2 separate regions of the Homo sapiens genome follow, and region 2 is linked to region 1. A link is an interaction called in ENCODE POLR2A ChIA-PET data of the cell type or tissue named here. Cell type or tissue: MCF 10A. All regions are shown on one strand. Each heading gives the region's core, and the rest is flanking DNA. Links, peaks and the distances in the headings are about the cores only.

Region 1 (9,586 bases), core at 563-8,562:
TGCAAACAGAATAAGCTAAAAGAAATCCATGCCAAGACATATCATAACTAAACTTCTGAAAGCTAAAGATGGTAGGGCCACTTTGGAACACAGTTTGGCAGTTTCTTACAAAACAACAAAATACTCTTACCATACAAACCAGCAATCATGTTCCTTGGTATTTACCCTAAAGAGCTGAAAACTTAAATCTACACAAAGACCTGCACACATATGTTTATAGTAGCTTTATTCATAAGGGCTAAAACTTGGAAGCAACCAACATGCCCTTCAGTAGGTGAATGGATAAACTGTGGTACATACAGACTATGAAATATTAATCAGTATTAAAAAGAAATAAGTTAACAAGCCATGAAAAGACATGGAGGAAATGAAAATGCATATTACTAAGTGAAGGAAGCAAATCTGAAATGGCTACATACTATATGATTCCAAGTATATGACGTTCTAGAAAAGGCAAATCTATGGTGACAGTAAAAAGATCAGTGGTTGCCAGGGATTGGGCAGGGGAGAGAGAGATGAATAAGTGGAGCACAGAGGATGTTTAGGGCAATGAAATTATTCTGTATAATACTATAATGGTAGGTATATGTAATTATACATTTGTACAAACTCATAGAATATAAAACCCCAGGAGTGAACCCTTATGTTCTTGGACCTTGGGTGATAATGACATGTCAACACAGGTTTATCAATTGTAATAAATGGGCCACTCTGGTGTGGGATGTTGATAGTATGGGGAGCTATGCATCTGTGCAGTCAGGGAATATATGGAAATTCTCTGTGCTTTCTGCTCAATATGGCTGAGAACCTAAAACTGCTTTTAAAAATAAAGTATATTTTTAAAAAGTATTGAACTGAATGAAAACCAAAATTGCAAAATATCAAAATTCGTGGGACACAGCTAAGGTAGTGTTGAGAGAGAAACTTGTAGCACTAAATGCATAAATTAGGAAAGGGAGAAAGCCTCAAATCATTCATCTAAGTGCCCCTTCAAGAACCTAGAAAAAGAAGAGCAAAATAAACCCAAATAAAGCGGAAGTAAGGAAATAAAGATAAGAACAGAAATCAACAAAGTTGAAAACAGAAGCAATTTTAAAAATCAATGCAACAAAGAACTGGTTATTTGTAAAGAATAAGAAAATTGAGAAACCTCAAGCAAGATTGACACACAAAAAATAAGATGGAGGACACACATTGTCAACATCAGGAATGAAACAGGGCATAACACTACAGATTCTGCAGGCATCAAAAAGGTAATAAGGGAAAAATGCTATGAATAGCTCTATACACACAAATTTGACAACTTAGATGAAATGACTCAAATCTCAGAAAAACAAAAAACTACCCAAGTTGCCCAATCTGAAAGAGATAATTTAAATAGCTCTATAACTATTAAGAAAATTCAATCTGTAGTTTAAAAATTCCCCCCAACCCCCATCCCTCCGAAAAAACGTCCAGGCCCAGATGATTTCACTGGAAAATTCACACCAATTCTACACAATCTCTTCCAGAATACAAAAGAGAGGTAACACTGATACCAAACCAGATAAAGACAACACAAAAAAAGAAAACTGCAGACCAACATCACTTACAGACAAAAAAATCCTTAACAAAATATTAGCAAATAGAATTCATCAATATATAGAAAGAATTATACACCACAACCAAGTAAGGTTCATTCCATGGACGCAAGTCTGGTTCAATATTCAAAAATCAGTTTAATCTATCGCATTAACAGACTAAAGGAGAAAAATCACATGATTAGACTAATTGTTGCAGAAAAAGCATAAGACAAAAGTTAACATTCATTCTTGATTAAAAACTCTCAGAAAAATTGAATTAGAAGGTTACTTCCTCAACCTGTTAAAGACTTCTATTAAAAAACCTACAGCTGACATTATACTAATGATAAAATACTGAATGGTTTCCCCCTAAGACTGGGACCAAGACAAGGATGTCCATTCTCACTACTCTTGTTCGACATACTGCTAAAGTTCTAGTCAGTGCAATAAAGCAAGAAAAAGAAATAAAAGGCATACAAGTCAGAAATGAAGACATGTAAGTGTTCTTATTTGATGACACGTTTGTCTATGTGAAGGACTTCAGGGAATCTATAAAAAGCCTCTTACAACTAATAAGTGAGCTCAGCAAGGTCATAGGATACAAGATAAGTATTCAAAAATCTTTTGTATGTCTGCATGTTAGCACTGAACACGTGGGCACCAAAATAAAAAATAAATACAATTGATAGTCGCTTAAAAAATAAACACTCTACAGCATTGTAGGATAACTATGGGCAACAATACTATATAGTTTTAAATAACTAAAAGGAGGATAATAAATGCGCCCAACACAAAGAAATGATAAATGTTTGAGATGATGGATATGCTAATTACCTTGATCTGATCACTACGCAATGTGTTTATATGATTATATACCCTATAAATATGTAAAACTATGATGTATCAATTAAAATATGTATAGTTTAAAAAGAACACTCAGATGTAAATCTAATAAAATATTAATAGGACTTGTATGCTGAAAGCCTAATGGCAGAATCAAAGATCTAAATAAATAGAGAGACGTACTGTGTTCATGGATTGGAAGACTTAATCTAGAAAAGATGTCAGTTCTCCTCAAATTGATACACAGGTTTAATTAAATTCCTATCAAAATCTCAGGAAGATATTTGTAGATATAGACAAGAGTATTGTAAAATTTACATAATGTGGCAACAAAACTAGAACAGCTAAAACAATTTTGAAAAAGAACAAAAGTTGGAAGCATCAGTCTACTCTATATCATGACTTATTATTTAGCTACAGAAATCAAGATTATATAGTATAGGCAGGGGGATGGACATATAGATCAGTGGGACAAAATAAATAAACCCAGAAACAGACCCACATAAATATGCCCAACTAATTTTTGACAAAGATGCAAAAGAAATTCAAAGGAGGAAGGACAGATAACTTTTTCAACAAATGTAGCTGAAGCAACCAGACACTCAGAGACAAAAAACCAAACCAAAGTTTCACGCCTTATTAAAAAATGGACTCAGAATGGATCATGAACTTAAATTTAATGTAAAATTATAAAACTTGGAAAAAGCGTAGGAGAAAACCTTCGGGATCTAGTGCTAGGCAGAGAGTTCTTAGATTTGACACCAAAAGCACAATCAATAAAAGGAAATATTTATATATTGCACCTTATCAAAATTTAAAACTTTTGCTCTGAAAAAGGCTCTTTAGAGGATGAAAAGCCAAGCTATAGGCTAGAAGAAATACTTGCAAACCACATATCTGAAAAAGGACTAATATCTATAATATATAAAAATTCTCAAAACTTGACGGTTTAAAAAAATCCAATTAGAACATGGGCAAAAGACATGAAGGGACAGCTCATCAAAGAAGATATATAGAAGAAAAATAAGCACATGAAAAGATGTTCAACATCATTAGCCATCAGGGAAATGCAAATTAAAACCGTAATAAGCTACCACCACATATCAGAATGGCTAATATGAAAAATAGTGAAGTGATAATTACTCAAGGTGATGGATACCCTAAATACCCTGACTTGATCATTACACTATTCTATGCATATAAAATATCATATGTACCTCAGAAAAATGTACAAATATTATATATCAGTTTTTAAAAAAGAAATGAAAAAGGTAACTCAAAGGAGTTCCTTTGTGGTGACAAACGAGTTCTGTAGCTTGTGATGGTGGCTATACAAACATAAATGTGTTAAAGATGCATAAAGCTACAAAAAATGAATTCATGCAAAAACTGGTGAAATGTGAGTAAGGTCTGTAGTCTAAACAACTGTATTTGCCAATGTCAATTTCCTGGTTTTGATAATGAAATATACAATTATATAAGACGTTAGCGTTAGGGGACACTAGGTGATGGGTACATGGGACCTCTCTGTATTATTTTTGCAACTTCTTTCGAGTCTATAATTATTTCAAAATAAAAATTTTTAAAAACAGTGACAACACCAAATGCTGGTGAGGATGCAGAGAAACTGGATCACTTATACATTGCTGGTGGGTATGTAAAATGCTACATTTACTCAAGAAAACAGTTTGGCAGTTTCTTTAAAAAGTAAACATGCAACTACCATATGATCCAGCAATTGCACACTGGGCATTTATCCCAGAGATATGAAGACTTAGGTTCAAACAAAAACATGTATACCAATGTTTATTGCAGCTTTATTCATAATACTCAACATCTAGAAACAATGTACAGATCATTCAAAGCGTGAATGGTTAAACAAACTGTGGTATATCCATGTCATGGAATACAATTGAGCAATTTAAAAAAAAAGATTAATACAAGGAACAACCTGGATGAATCTCCAGATAATTATGTTGAGTGAAAAAAAGCAATTCCAAAAGATCACATACTGTTTGATTCCATTTAGATAATGTTCCTAAAAAGATAAAATTTTAGAAATGTAGAGTGGATTAGTGGTCACCAGTGGGATATGGAGCAGGGTGGGCATGGGAGGGAAGCAGTGTGACTCTGAAGGGCAACAGGAGGGATCCTCCTGATGATGAAATTTTTCTATACCTTGACTATATCAATGTCAACATCCTGATGTGATACTATACAGTTTTACAAGATGTCAGTAATAAGAGAAACCGGGTAGAGGGCATAGAAAGTCTCTGTGACTTCTTAAAACTGCATGTAAATTTACAGTTATCTCCAAATAAAAAGTTTAATATAAAAAAGTTAGTCTGAATCTACTATAAATCTGCTTCTGTCATCTGAAATAATTATTGCTTCCAAAAGTCTTCTCTTTGCTATAATTTTGTTAGCAGCCCAAAGCTTAAAGTTTCTGAATTAACACTGAGTATTACAAACATTTAAAGGAAACACACCTAGCACCTTAGGCAAAAATATCTGCCCAAACAAATTTTCCTGCAGAAATCTCATCAAGGACACATATTAGCTTACAAAATAATTAACTGTTTAGATGTCATTGATATGTTCTTGCTAATACTGCATACTAATTGAGATTTTTTTGGTTTTATTATTGTTCAATTCCCTCAAATTATTTCTTTCCCTTCAAAGAGCTATGGGAAATTTCTTTTTTTAGTTAAAAAATTTCATCTGTAAAATGAGTATATTTCATTAATATTTAAACAAAAGGCAAAGTTTCCTCTCCCTAGAGGAATCTTTGTTGTCCAGTCTTCTCCCAGAGGAATATTTGTTGTCAGCTTATTTCCTTCCATATTACTTTTTCTGTATTTCTAAACAAATATACAGTTGTGTGTATGTGTGATTTTTTTTTTACAAAGGTAGGAACCATACTGTTTATACTGTTCTTCAAAATTTTTCCTGCTTTAAAATGTCTTGAAAATTCACCTATCTGTATGTTTAGATTTAATTTAGCTCATTCTTTTCAACTGCCTCACAGTATTCTGCTAATGATGTATCATAGCCTAACCATTCACCTACTGACACTTAGGATGGTTCTAATACTTGCTATTGCAAGCAATGTAGCCATTAAGTGAAAATCCTTGTACATGTTTCTTTGAGCACAAATGAGGTTATTTCTCTAGAACAGAAACTCAGAAGTAGAACAGGAGCTTTCAATGTGTGGTCAATACTGCTGTTTGGCTGAACCAATACCTGTTCCCACCTATTTTCAATCTTCTCCCCTCCTGCCTCCCACAGCAAAGGCTGGTTTAAAAGCTGGAAACTCACTTTCCTCACTCTGTTTGCAGCAAGGGGTAGCCATGTGGCCTGGTTCTGGCCAATTAAACATCAGCAAAGTTTTCTGGGTGGTCCCTAGGAATGTTTTTGCGTTTCTGCTTTCCAGGTAAAAGGAATACACAAGACTGGCACTCTTTTTCCAGCCCTAAAGGTGGCTGTGGTGTTTGGAAGGGTGGCAGCCATGCTATAACATGAGGGAAAACCAGGAGAATCACTATGATGTTGGCCCTGGTATCAATGAGTTGCTGAAAAAGCTATCAGCAGCCTACCTCAGACAGCTTATTATGTGGGAAGAATAAACTCCTATTGGTTTAAGCTGCAGTAAATCTGGTTTTCTGTTACTTGCAGCCAAATGTGTTCCTAATTGATTCAGTATTAAATTACTCTCTAAAAACTCTGTACTCACTTTATTCTCTCACAAAAGTCTATTAAGTCATTTTCCAAACCTTTGTCTACTTTGAACATTGGCAGTCATTTAAATGTTTAACCAAGCTGATGCATGAAAAGGTTTCACATGAAGTAGAGCACAATTTCATATATTTATTGGCCATTCAGATTTCTTCCTCTACGACTTTCTTGTTCCTAACTCTTGTCCACTTTTCTACTGTACTGTTGGACATTTTCCTATTAATGTGTAAGAGGAAATTTCCAGATTGCAAAGTAGGCTGAGTTAAACTTACAGGGAAATTTGTCTCTTTATCTTGACATTATCAACCAAATCAAACACAACTGTAAGATATGAGCATTCTGTGACAGGCCAGGCTGACAGTGACAGTCATCTCTGAGTTGTGCACCACCACGTGGCAATGTGTCAAGAAGTAATTCAACTTGGTGCAAAACACCACAGCCCATGCTTAGTACTTCCTTTGTAAATCTGTATCTAAAGAAAGATTTATGGAATCATGACACAGTGGTGAACCAGGCAGAGTCTTTAATGTACATCATCTCTTTGAACCCTCAGGTCACACCCCAGAGGTAGTCATTACTATTCCTATTTTACAGAATAAATGATGAAAGTAAACATGTAAAAGCAATAGTTTCTTCCCTATTATAAAACTTAAATATTTAAAATATTCCAGGCCCAATATTTTTAAAACAAAATAATTATCTCAAAATAAAATTATGTAAAATACATTTTTACATAATGTAAAATTATGTAAAAATGTATTTTACATAATTTTATGTGCCCATCTGAAGATATCAACATGCTTAAGCTAGAAACATTGCTGAACCGGTTTACTGGTTTATAAATCTGAAGAAATTATTCCAACATTTGACTCTAGAGTTTATTGCGACATTATAGGTAACCAAAATTATTTCCATTTTTTAAAGTGAAGAACTAAATTGAGTAGGATTTCAATGCTTCAGCAAGAAGGACCTACTAGCCAACCACCCCACCCCAGGGCTGCAGGTAAAGAATTCCTCTAATCGGTTAACAAACAACCAATCTGACACTGGCAAACAAAATAGGCTGCTAAAGATAATAAAAGATTGTCATGAAAAGTAATGTAAACAAGTTGAATAGAACAAGCACTATCCTGGAGTATTTGTACATGGTTTGGATTTTGGATAGATTGATTCTTTGTTTTAAAAATCCTAGCACCTAGAGGAAAAGGGAAAGTTGGCAGAGCTCCTGCTCCTGCTCCTGGAGTCAGGTGGGGGGCAGCAGGAGGTCTGAGGCTCTGACAAATATTTCCCTGCTTTGTGCCACACCTCTCCTCAAAGAGCTGTGGATTCTCTCTGGCAAAGCATCACACAAAGCACTCAATCCACAGCTGGTAAGGAGCACAGGAAGCAAACCTCCTTGATGCCTCCAACCAAACGCTCCCTGAGGGCACACACCCAGCCAGGGCTCCAAGAACTAACAGCCCCTATGGCAGGAAGTCCAGATCACCAAGCAGCTGCCCACTTGGGTCCCAGAGAAATACGGGGATTTACCTGGAGCACTCTCTTGCAGAATTTTTTAGACCATCTGAAAGGCACAGAAAAATGCCTGAGAGAGTTTGAATTCTTTATTTTACATAAAAGAAATCCAGTCTGCAGACACATACAATGTTTGTGGTCTACGAAACTGCAAACAGGTTGACAAATGCCCAACCTGAGGGTACCTGCTGGTTCCTTCCGTTTTTCTGACGGGCTTGCCCAGTGGCCTCTGCCTGAGGAGAGGCAGAATATTCCCCTCACTCCCACGCAGATTTCTAGCAGGGGCTGCACACCTCACCCACTGGCACAGCAAAGGTGGGAGCCCCTAGAAAGAAATCTGACTCATCCCCAAAGCCGGCTGTGGCCAGCTCCGGCCTGGAGAGGGGTCAGGGGTCCTGGTGGGCTGCACCTGACCTCAGTCCAGGTGTTCACGAGGCGCAGGACAGGAAGAGAATGAGGCAAGCTTTAGTCACCAGAACAAAAGAAGCCAGATTCCTTGACCCTTCAAAACAGTCTGTCCAAGTCCCAACACACTAGAGGCACAGAAAGTTCCAGGCATGCAAGAGAGGGGGACACGCCAAGTCTCTAAGTGGGAACACAGACACCAAGAGAAAGGACAAAAAGGAAACAGAATGGGGGGCTGGGGTCAAAATGTGCCAAAATCAAATCAGGCACAGAAGCACAGTGCTGGCTGAGCCCTTGGCCAGCTCTCTGGGAGGGGACACTCCTGGCACTATAAGGGATCCACAAGTGCCCTTTAAAGCTGGGTCCTAAAAGGGCCCTGGAAGGGCCAGGCCTTGTAAGTCCTCCCAACATGCTGGTGGCCCGGAGACAGCAAAGAGTGGAGAAGGGAGAAAGCGGGGATGGCTCCGAACTGCCTCTTCTCCCCCCCAGACTCCAGCACTTGCACAACCAACTAAACACACCCAGACACATGGCCTCATTGTCTGATACACAGGAAGGCACACACATCTGTACACACAGGTTCGTGGTTAGGTGCACTGATGCACACAGCCTCATTGTATACAATTTACACACACACACGCCCTCCCAGTAGATGTATACAACACATTCAATCCGCCAGTTGGGTGGTGTAGTCACACAATCATACACACTCACAAACTCTGTCAGGAGTGAACAGGCATAGAACCTCTCCAGGCTCATGCTCACGCACACACATTCCACAACCCCTCAGTCAGGCCCATACAAACCTCTAATACACACAACACAAACTCACAGCCTGTCAGGAAAAAAAGCACTCACAACATCTCCGTTAGGTGCGCAAACCCTTACAATCTCACAACCTCTCTGTGAGGTGCACACATATCCTTACAATCACTCTGTCCGCGTGTGCACACACACATACAAGTGCACACACTTAGAACCTCTGTGTTAGGTGCACACACAGGCTCACAACTTCTCTGCGGGCGTGCGCGCACACAAACTCACAACCTCCCGGTTAGATGCACACACACTCGCTCCCAGTCTCTCCGCCAGCCCCTGCACACTCACACTGGCTCAGTCGGCACACGCACTCTGGCAGCCTCGCTCTCCTCCGGGCGCACCCCACACCCACGCACCCTCCGGGCCCTGTGCACCCCTCCCCCAGGCCCATGCCGGCGCCCGGCAGTGAACTCCAGCGGCGCGGGGTGTGCGCTCGCCCCCAGCCCGCGGCCGCCTGCGCCCCTCCTCACCTTTCTCGCCCGCGCCCGGCAACCGGCCCTCGTCCTCCTTGGGGTTGGTCACCTGGGTGATGATGGCCGGGCCGTCCATGGGTGCGCGGCGCGGCGGCCGCCCGCAGGCCCGGCCCCCCGCAAGCCAAGCGCGCGGGGGCGCGGCGCGGGGGGCGCGGGGGCGCGGCGCGGGGGGGCGCTCGCAGCCGCTGCCTGGGCGCGCCCGCCGCCCGGCCCCGCGCTCTGGGAGAGGCGGCC
Region 2 (9,586 bases), core at 792-8,791, 78 kb before region 1:
CCCCTATACTACTGGCTCCTCCAAGGCACAAGCACTGGAAGCAATCCAGCTCACCAGGGCAGCCCCTCCAAGGACCACACACATTGTGTGGGCAGTGCGAGCTCTTTCCAAGGCGATCCGCCAGCTCCTTCTGGCTAGTTGACCTCATGGGACTATACATTCGAGTGTTTGTCCAAGGACTCAGGGACACGTAAGCATTTTCCTCTGTTGGCGGTTCCCTGCTTCTTACTGAGTACCAGAGAGAATAAATCCTGTGCCTGCTCTCTACCCTGAAGGTGTCAGGAAAACTGGGGGCCTTAATGCACTTTCCAGGCTCCACCAGCAGGCCCACCTGGGTTTATCCTGGGAGGGAATTTTAATAGAGCCATCTGCTCAGGCTGTCATCTTCCCAGAATTCCCTTCTATACATCCACATGTGGTTTTAAAATAATTTTTTAAATCATAAAAGTAATTTAAGCTGATTTTATGAAAACTGAGGGAAGTACAGAGGGAAGGAGAAAATCCTAGCTATAATTCCACCAGTGTGAGCAATAGGAGATAACCTCTTCATATTTCGGCATCCATCCTTCTAGTCTTATAAATGCTTGTATGTGTATGTGTGTGAGAGAACAAGAGAGACACTCTATCCATTTCTTTATATCAGCAATATTTACGACATATCATTTTGAAGGGCTGTATGCTATTTGATTGCATATTTATTCTATAGTTTTTTTAACCAACTGCCTGTTGTTGAACATCGGGTTGCTTATAATTTTTCGGTATTATAATCTATGCTGGATGGTACCTCATGGTTAAATCTTTGCACATTCATAATTATGTCCATAAAGGGGAACTGCCTGCATCAACAAATAGGGATATTTTTAAGGCTTTAAGATGATATTGCCAAATTTTCCTCCAGAAAGGTGTCATCAATTAACATTGTTACCAGCAACTTATTTACATTCTCTATCCTCCCTCCTACCACTCCATGCTAAAACCAAATATTGTGTTTAAAAATATCTTTGATAAGTAGAAAGCTGGAAAATGGCCGGGCGCGGTGGCTCACGCCTGTAATCCCAGCACTTTGGGAGGCTGAGGCGGGTGGATCATGAGGTCAGGAGATCGAGACCATCCTGGCTAACAAGGTGAAACCCCGTCTCTACTAAAAATACAAAAAATTAGCCGGGCGCGGTGGCGGGCGCCTGTAGTCCCAGCTACTCGGGAGGCTGAGGCAGGAGAATGGCGTGAACCCGGGAAGCGGAGCTTGCAGTGAGCCGAGATTGCGCCACTGCAGTCCGCAGTCCGGCCTGGGCGACAGAGCGAGACTCCGTCTCAAAAAAAAAAAAAAAAAAAAAAAGAAAGCTGGAAAATGGTCTCTCATTATTTAGTTTGCATTTCTTCCATTATTAAACATGTTAAATATTTTTCATGTATTTATATGTGCAACATTTTTCTTATTTTTTCGTATGTTTGACCATATGAAAACCTTCAGCCTAATTCCTATGCTTCTACACTCCAAGCCTGTGAGACAAACCAGGCAACAGTAGTGTTCTCAGCCTTGCAGAAGCAATGTGGCTACTGCCACCGCCCACAGCCACTCCTGGTCTATGATATCAACAAGACTGAACCATATTTCTTATTTTGTGAATTACCTGTTTGTGTCCTTTGCTCATGTTATTTGGAACATAAAGTTTTATGACTTTTGTGTCCTCAAATGTCAACTATCTTCATAATGAATAATCTTCTTTCAGTGATTTTTCCTGAAATTCCATTTTGACTGAGATTAATATTGTAACCCTTGTTTTCTTTTAATTTATATTTGTATGAGGTCTCTTCGCTCATCCTTATTCCTTATACATATATACATATATTTTTTTTTTTGAGATGGAGTTTCAGTCTTGTCACTCAGGCTGGAGTGCAGTGGCGTGATCTTGGCTCACTGCAACCTCCGTCTCCCAGGTTCAAGCGATTCTCCAGCCTCAGCCTCCCGAGTAGCTGGGATTACAGGTGCCCACCACCATGCCTGGCTAATTTTTGTATTTTTGCTACAGAAGGGGTTTCGCCATGTTGGCCAGGCTGGTCTCTAACTCCTGACCTCAGGTGATCTGCCCGCCTTGGCCTCCCAAAGTGCTGGGATTACAGGCGTGAGCCACCATGCCTGGCCTCATCCTTATACTTCTAACTGTTCTGAGTAACTTTGTTTCAGATCTGTGTTAGCATGTGGGTAGATTTTGGTTTTTGACCTATTGTGACAATCTGACATATTTTATTTGATACATACAAAAGAATATATAACATGTTTGTTATTAAACAAGGTAGTTACACTCAATTATTTTATTGCTAGCTCTTCTCTATGTCTGTTTCTCTTTTTATCTATTTGTGAGTCTGCTACTGGTTGTTTAACTGTTTCATGCATTCAACTTCCCAAGAGAGAATGTTATAAAAATGTGAAGTGACTAATGTAACTCCCATCAAATATAATCCTTAGTTGCTAAATGAGATATCCTTTATCAAAAAAGGTTACTTTTCTTGGTAATTTCAAATCTTTAAGTAAATGGCTGTACACATACTATCACATATTCTTTTCTTTTTGTTTTTTGTTTTTGAGACATAGTTTCGCTCTTATTGCCCAGGCTAGAGTGCAATGGCGGGATCTTGGCTCACTGCAACCTCCGCCTCCCAGGTTCAAGCGATTCTCCTGCCTCAGCCTCCCTAGTAGCTGGGATTACAGGCGCCTGCCACCACGCCCAGCTAATTTTTTGTATTTTTAGTAGAGATGGGGTTTCACTATATTGGCCAGGCTGGTCTCAAACTCCTGACCTCAGTGCTGATATTACAGACGTGAGCCACCACGCCTGGCTCTGCATATTCTTCTTAAGGATATTCATCAAGGATGGGACAGAGATGCCACTGCTGCAGTTTTATGGAGGGCACAGTTCCTCACCAGTACTGACCTTCTGAAGCCCACCATTCTCCTCCACCAGTGGCGGAAGCACACTGGGGCTGCTGGGTGGAGGGGCCTCCACATTGTAATCACGGAAGCAGCAGAAGAAGGAGCTAAGGATGCTGCGGCTCCTCTGCTTCTTTAAGCTGACGTTGCACTGGGAGGCTGGAAACAGAAACAGAGCACACTATGGCCAACTGCAGCATGTACTGATAGTTGTAATATAATGCAAAAATCTGAGTGTGCAGTTGCCCCCCAGACCCCAGATTCCAGCCCTGAGGGCCTGCTCAGCAGGAGAAGATGAGGGGCTCCTGGAAGTTACTCTAAAGAACTGTGAATCAAATGTGAGAATCCCAGGAGCCAGCTAGTTGATGGAGTCCAATCCCTCTGGCTGGACAGGATCCCTTTGACCTCAGCCCAGCAGGGGCTGCCTGCTTATTAACTGACCCACCCACAGGGTCAGTCCCCATCTGCATTCCTGAACCTAGCAGATGAAGTATTCCCACCCTGCACCAAGCACTACTTCAAAACAAACATCTTCTCAGGCACAAATCGACTTGACACTCCCTGGGAAGCATCTCTCCATTATGGATACCAACAAATAATCACTTTGAATCTAGGTTCTTGGACATCCCCTGCTCACTATGGAAATGACTAACTTCGTGGGTTAAGAAATGAGATATGTAAAGGCACAAAAGAACCGCCTGCTTAAACTCGCCAAGAGTTTGTCAAGAAGTTGGTGGGGGCCTGGATCCACAGAGCTTAGGGCTGAAGGCTTCCTTTACACTTAAAAAACATAAACAGCAGGAGATGTTGGATGGAGAACACATGTTCCTGCCCAAGTAGGGCCAGCCAGGGCAAAGCCCATCTTCACGAGATCCAGGGCAATACTGTGCCCTGGCCTGCTCTGAACTAAGGCACTGGAGGGAGTGACACATCCTTTCTGTTTATCCAAGGCTCACGACAAGCTGCCACAAGTCAGGAATAAAAGGTGAAAATTAGTATAGATGAAAAACACCCCTCAGGGGAGGACTGACAACTTTGAGGGGCAGGAGTATTTGCCTGGGAATGCAGCCGGGACTGTCCCACCACATGCCATGCCTGGGCGGATCAGTGGTGCACTGAGAAGAGGCCGCAGGCAAGGGACCATGCTTAGGATTAATGGGAAAATTGCCAGAGCAGGAAATGATTTAAGTCCACATGATAACTGTTGGAGCTTATCTCTTCTCCCAAAAAGCAATTCTGGCACAATTCCTCTTTTTGTGCACTTACGAGTGATTTGTGTAACACCTAGTTCCTCCCAAGAGATCACAAAACCTTTGCTGAATGTTTTGGGGGTGCTCTTCTGCCAGCAGCAAAACTAAGTGCATTCAGATGGAAATTCTGAAAAGGGACTGAAAAGCTGTTATTCCAGCAACTCCACAGATATGAATGGTTTCTACCCTAGGTTTGGGCAAATGGCCCAGTAAGTATGAATTTAAGATCCACACTTACTAAAGATGAGCTTCAGAACCATAAATCTCTGAGAAAGCTGGCTGTTTTTATCTTCCTCAAGGATCCTTGGGTGCCTGTCATAGAGTACCAGCCATCTCATTTCAGGCGTCTCATTTCAAAGGCAGGTCAGGCCAGACCAGGCCATTGGGACCGCCAGGCATGCGGGCCACCTAAGTGGCAGTGTGGGAAGAGATAATAATCACTGTTTACCAAGGGCCAACCCTGTAGGTCCCGATAGTTCACAAACCTCATCTCACATACTCCTAAGGAGATAGGTTTACTGCTTCCACCTTACTGCTGAGAAAATACAACTATTGAGAAAATACAGCAGGATTGTGTCGGTTCCTTTGCCAGATTCAAACCCAAGTGGGCCTGTTTCCAAAGTGTGTGATTTCCCCATGTGCCATGCTGAATACAATCTTGAAACAACTTAGGTTAGATTAAGAAGGTGGAACATGCCAAATAGGGAGAGAAAAGCATTGCAATAAACTTGTATTTAATATAAATGATTCGTTAAACCATTTCATTGTTACTCTGGGTGTTTTAATTTTTATGCCACACCCAGATAATTTAGTCAGGGGGAAAAAAAAATCTTTTCCCTGGCTGATAGCACATTCCTCTGCAAGTAAACAAGCTATTTGTTCATGTCTCAGAGACACTGAGCAGTCTGCAGAAAGCACCTTCCCAGGTCCTATTTTCATCCTTGGATCACACGAACTTTCCCCATAACTAACTAACTAACTAATTAACAAATGAACTTACATACTAAAAAATTCATAAACTTGGAACCAGTACACTATTCATAATTTCTACCACATGATTACTTACTGTACAGAAGCTACACACTGCTAACGGAGTCAGTAAATTAGTTATCTGAACACCTGGGAGGCCATCGTGCCTCCAGACAGGGAAAGGGAGCTTACCCAGGTCTTTCCTTCTCTGTATAAAGAGTGAAGCAGCCAAAGTGGTTTCATTTTCACAGCTGTGGGAGGTTCCAGGATTCTTCCTTTCAAATAAGGTTAGTTCTAGGGCCTGCAGGAACCTCTTGGAGGCTCAGTGGCTAATTTTCTAATCACTCTTGGATTGGTCTAGAACTCTCAGAATAGGAGAAGTGGGAAGGGTAAATGGAAGGATTTCCTCAGTATCAGCACTGGCCTCACCCACCCTCAGCATTCACTTGTTCCTGAATAGGGCTCCAGACGTGGGTGCTCTGGACTAATGACCCTACTGCCTTCCAGCCCCAGCTGCTACTTCTCTCCCCCAGCTATCATCCAGAAGGTCCTTGATTTGCTCATAAACTGGTAAGAGAGTTTTGGTTGACACATGAAATAAAAATTCAGTTTAATGGACAAATGTTGACGTCATAACATTAGGTGAAAAAGTTAATATATATTATTGTATATCTGACTTGATCATAACTAAGCAAAGCAAACTAAAAAAGATTATAATTGAGAAAAGATTTGCAAGAAATATGTCAAAAGGTTAACAGTAATTAATTGTCAGACCATAAGTGTTTACATTTCTTCCACATTTTCCAAATGTTTTCTGGTAATTATGTATTGCTCTAATAATGGGGGGGGAGTAAACAGTCTTGTTAAACTGTCTTTTGGCAACTTTGTGCTATTTCTAAACCATATCCTCCTTCTAATTCTCAACCTTCAGCCTAATTCGTACGCTTCTACACTCCAAGCCTATGACACAAACCAGGCAACAGCAGTGTTCTCAGCCTTGCAGAAGCAATGTGGCTACTGTCACGGCCCACAGCCACTCCTGGTCTATGATATCAACAAGAATGAACATACCCACCAAACTCAAAACCGGAGGAGGCCCATGTGAAAAGAAGGTACCAAAGAAGTGTCCTTTTCCCAGTAGAACGCTCCTGCTGGCTTTCTCATCTGGCATCCAGCTCCACCGCTCATCCTCCTTGTACACACAAAAGGGGTCTTGTTGCTTCTCTGCTTTGACCAAGACTTTACCTCTCACCACCTTTCCTCGCTTGCCCCCTTTACGTTTCCACTGATAAGACACATGAGAGGTCTCCTGGTGGCCCAGGTATCCAAGAACAAGGTCTTTTAGGATATTAAAGATAGTTGAATGCATACATCTCCCCATAACATTGGTTTTAAGAAATTACTTTGGAAGAGCAAAGGAGGGAGTAGCAACTATGAACGTCAGTCTAAAATATTCCGTAACGATTTTCATTTTTAAAAATCAGACTTAGGAGGAAGGAGTCATCAAAAGTCATTCCAAAGTTTTCTGTCACTTTTCCCTGATAACCTCCCTTATCCAAACCCAGCACCTGCCCACCTTACTCCCTAGCTTCCTCCATGGTAGACTCCTCATCACACTGACATCCCTTCTCCCACTCCTCCTCCCCCCATTTCCCCACTTCTCAGAGCATCCTGCTCTTCAGAGCCTGGCTCAAAGCCAACCTCACCCAGGAAGCCTTCGCCAACCGCCCCATGGAGATCATTTGTTCTTTGGCCACTAAACTCCCAAATGAACGTGTGTCTGACTGAGCTGTGTCTTTGGGCCAGGCCAGTTCATCCACCTGTCTGCTGGACATCTCCTCTGGATGCCTCGACTCAGCATATCTAAATGGGGCTCACCACTCCCCTCTTCACTCAGGGTACCAATATCCTAAGCTAGACATCTGTCCTTTTCCCTCATTAAGTTGTTGGTTCTGACATCCTAATCGATTCTTAAATATATCCTTAGCAACTCCTTGTCCCTGCCCTATCCTGGCTCAGGTCCACTACAGTTGCTTTTTGACTTGTCTCTCTGCTGTTGATTTTGCATCCCACAATTAATTCTTGACATGACAGGTAAAGCCCATCAAGTTAGAAAAATGTGTGGTGGTTAGGAATGTGGGCTCCAATGCCAACTTGCCTAGGTGCGAAATCTGGCTCAACCAGCAACAGTACAGGACCTGGGCAAGTTGTGTGACTTCTTTGTGCCTCAGTTTCTTTATCTGTAAAATGGGGATAATAAATACCCATCTTAGGGTTTGTTGTGAGAATTAAATGAGTTCTTATAACAGTGCCTAGCATAGAGCAAGCACTCCATAATTTTTGTTTGTTTTTTAAAGACAGGGTCTCACTCTGTCACCCAGGCTGGAGTACAGTGGTACAGTCTTGGCTCACTGCAACCTCTACCCCCGGGGCTCAAGACATCCTCCCACCTCAGTCTCCCAAGTAGCTGGGACTATAGGCATGTGCCACCACGCCCAGCCAATTTTTCTATTTTTAGTAGAGACAGGGTCTTGTCATGCTACTCAGGCAGGTCTCAAACTCCTGAGCTCAAGTGATCTGCTTGCCTCGGCCTCCCGAAGTGCTGGGCTTACAGTTGTGAGGCACCACACCCAGGCTATATACATTTTAGCTTTTATTATTATAGTCTCATAAAAGCTTTCGCTTCATAAATGAGTGAGGGTTCTCCAGGAACGCTGGATCAAAGGCTGGATTCTGCGGGCGTACATTTTTTTCTCTGCTATCTGACAACTAGGAGAAACAACTCACTATAACAGATCTTGGTTACATAAACTGTAATTCAGAAAGCAAAACTAGAAAAATCTCAGGAAGTGATTTTAATCAATTGCTCTAAAAATTAGATATAGACATGGGGAAGGAAAAGGGAGGGGTTGCATGTCCCAGTGAGCTCTGCTGGGGGCTGTTTTCCCTTAGGAAAAGAACAATGCTTTCAAGTGGAGGTCAGGAAGCATACACTCTCCCTCCCCAATCCCCTTACTTAATTCCCTCTGGGGCTGAAGCTTAGCTCTCTTCTGCAGAGCATTCTGCCTGCTGGGTCTGCATCTGGTTCCAGGGACTTCTTATCTCAAGCTGTACATCAGAAAGGAGCATTGAGGAGGACCATGCAAGGAGGACCACAGAGGTGGCTAGCTGACCCAGCAGTCTCCCCTGCCGGGTCCCCCAATAGGCTACAACATGCTGCCATTTTCCCAAGGCTCAGCCCGGGGCAGGCCTGCTTTGAAGGACCACCCTCTTTCTCCTCCTTATCCCTGTCAATGAAAACATGCCCGGCCCAAATGCGGTGGCTCATTCCTGTATCCCAGCACTTGGGGAGGCCAAGGCGGGCAGATCACCTGAGGCCAGAAGTTTGAGACCAGCCTGGACAACATGGCGAAACCCTGTTTCTACTAAGAATACAAAAATTAGCGGAGTGTGGTGGCGGGCCCCTGTAATCCCAGCTACTCAGGAGGCCGAGGCACAAGTTGCAGTGAGCTGACATAACGCCACCACACTCCAGCCTGGGTGACAGGGTGAGACTCTGTCTCAAAAAAAAAAAAAAGAAAAAAAGATAGAAAGAAAGCATGCCCATAGCCGGTCCCAGCACACAAAGATGCCATGGGCACAGATACCCCACAGGGAGAGTAAAGGGAAATCCTTGATAGAGGTAGATGAGGTAGAGAAGTTAAAGACTTAACTTTCTCCATTTCTGTGCACAAACTCGGGTGGAGTAGAAACCCTGGAGAGGGTTGTGAAGAGCTGGAGATGTGGGGCATGGTCCCTGTGTATCCACTGGAGGAACAGGGTAGCATGTGGCTCTGTTTTCCTGGATATGCCCTTAGAGCTAATGCTTCTGCCTAGGCCCCTGGCCCTGGTGTCACTGCAGCCCAGCAAATTAAGACCCTGTTTCCCACTCATACACATTTCTCCCTTGCCCCTCCCATGGGCTGGGGACCTCCTATCTGCCAGCAATAGGCTTACAGAGGGTCTATGAATGGGGCAGCTTAAAGTACACATATAGACAACTGCCTTCCTCTCTAAAGACAAGACAGGAAGCCTTCCAAATGCTTCCCTGGTCTTCTAGGCAGAGTGCTGGCCCAGCAGCAAGAACCCGTATCTTCAAAGCACCAGTTACAGATGGGGAGTGTAGTGGACATCTGACATTTTTTGCCTGCCAGAATCCATTACCCTTCTTTCTGGTAAAAGTTCCTCTATTTTCCTCTGGGGAACCACTCTCACCCTACCAATGTTCTGTCCTTTATCAAGGGCTGGCCAATCTGAGCCACATGACTGGCTTAGGGATGGGCACGTGACCCACCCTGGACCAAAGACTCTGCAAGGATTCATGCAAGCCCTATTGGAAGGGATATTTGCCTTTTGCTGGGTTTCTTAACATGGCAGGATGTAAGCCTGGAGCAATTGG

The links. Peaks named below come from ENCODE experiments on the same cell type or tissue, not always from the same donor. Only the 100,000 strongest peaks of a DNase experiment are listed, where the experiment ranks them.
Region 2: POLR2A ChIA-PET joins it to region 1 with 12 read pairs; 10 of 35 experiments call an interaction of 5 or more read pairs at or near these places.

Annotation. Positions count from the first base shown.
Region 1 is chr3:37,862,042-37,871,627 of GRCh38, reverse strand. CTDSPL (CTD small phosphatase like) reads right to left here. Exons shown (of 8, transcript NM_001008392.2): 1 at 9,350-9,586. The coding sequence starts at 9,428. Among named protein-coding and RNA genes, the nearest start is that of CTDSPL, 5.0 kb to the right of the region's middle. RefSeq lists enhancers at 7,485-7,984, 7,985-8,486. In MCF 10A, for the core only: no CTCF peak of the experiment used is centred there; no DNase peak of the experiment used is centred there.
Region 2 is chr3:37,940,559-37,950,144 of GRCh38, reverse strand. CTDSPL (CTD small phosphatase like) reads right to left here. Exons shown (of 8, transcript NM_001008392.2): 2 at 2,934-3,088. Among named protein-coding and RNA genes, the nearest start is that of MIR26A1, 24 kb to the left of the region's middle. In MCF 10A, for the core only: no CTCF peak of the experiment used is centred there; a DNase peak (open chromatin) is centred at 3,974.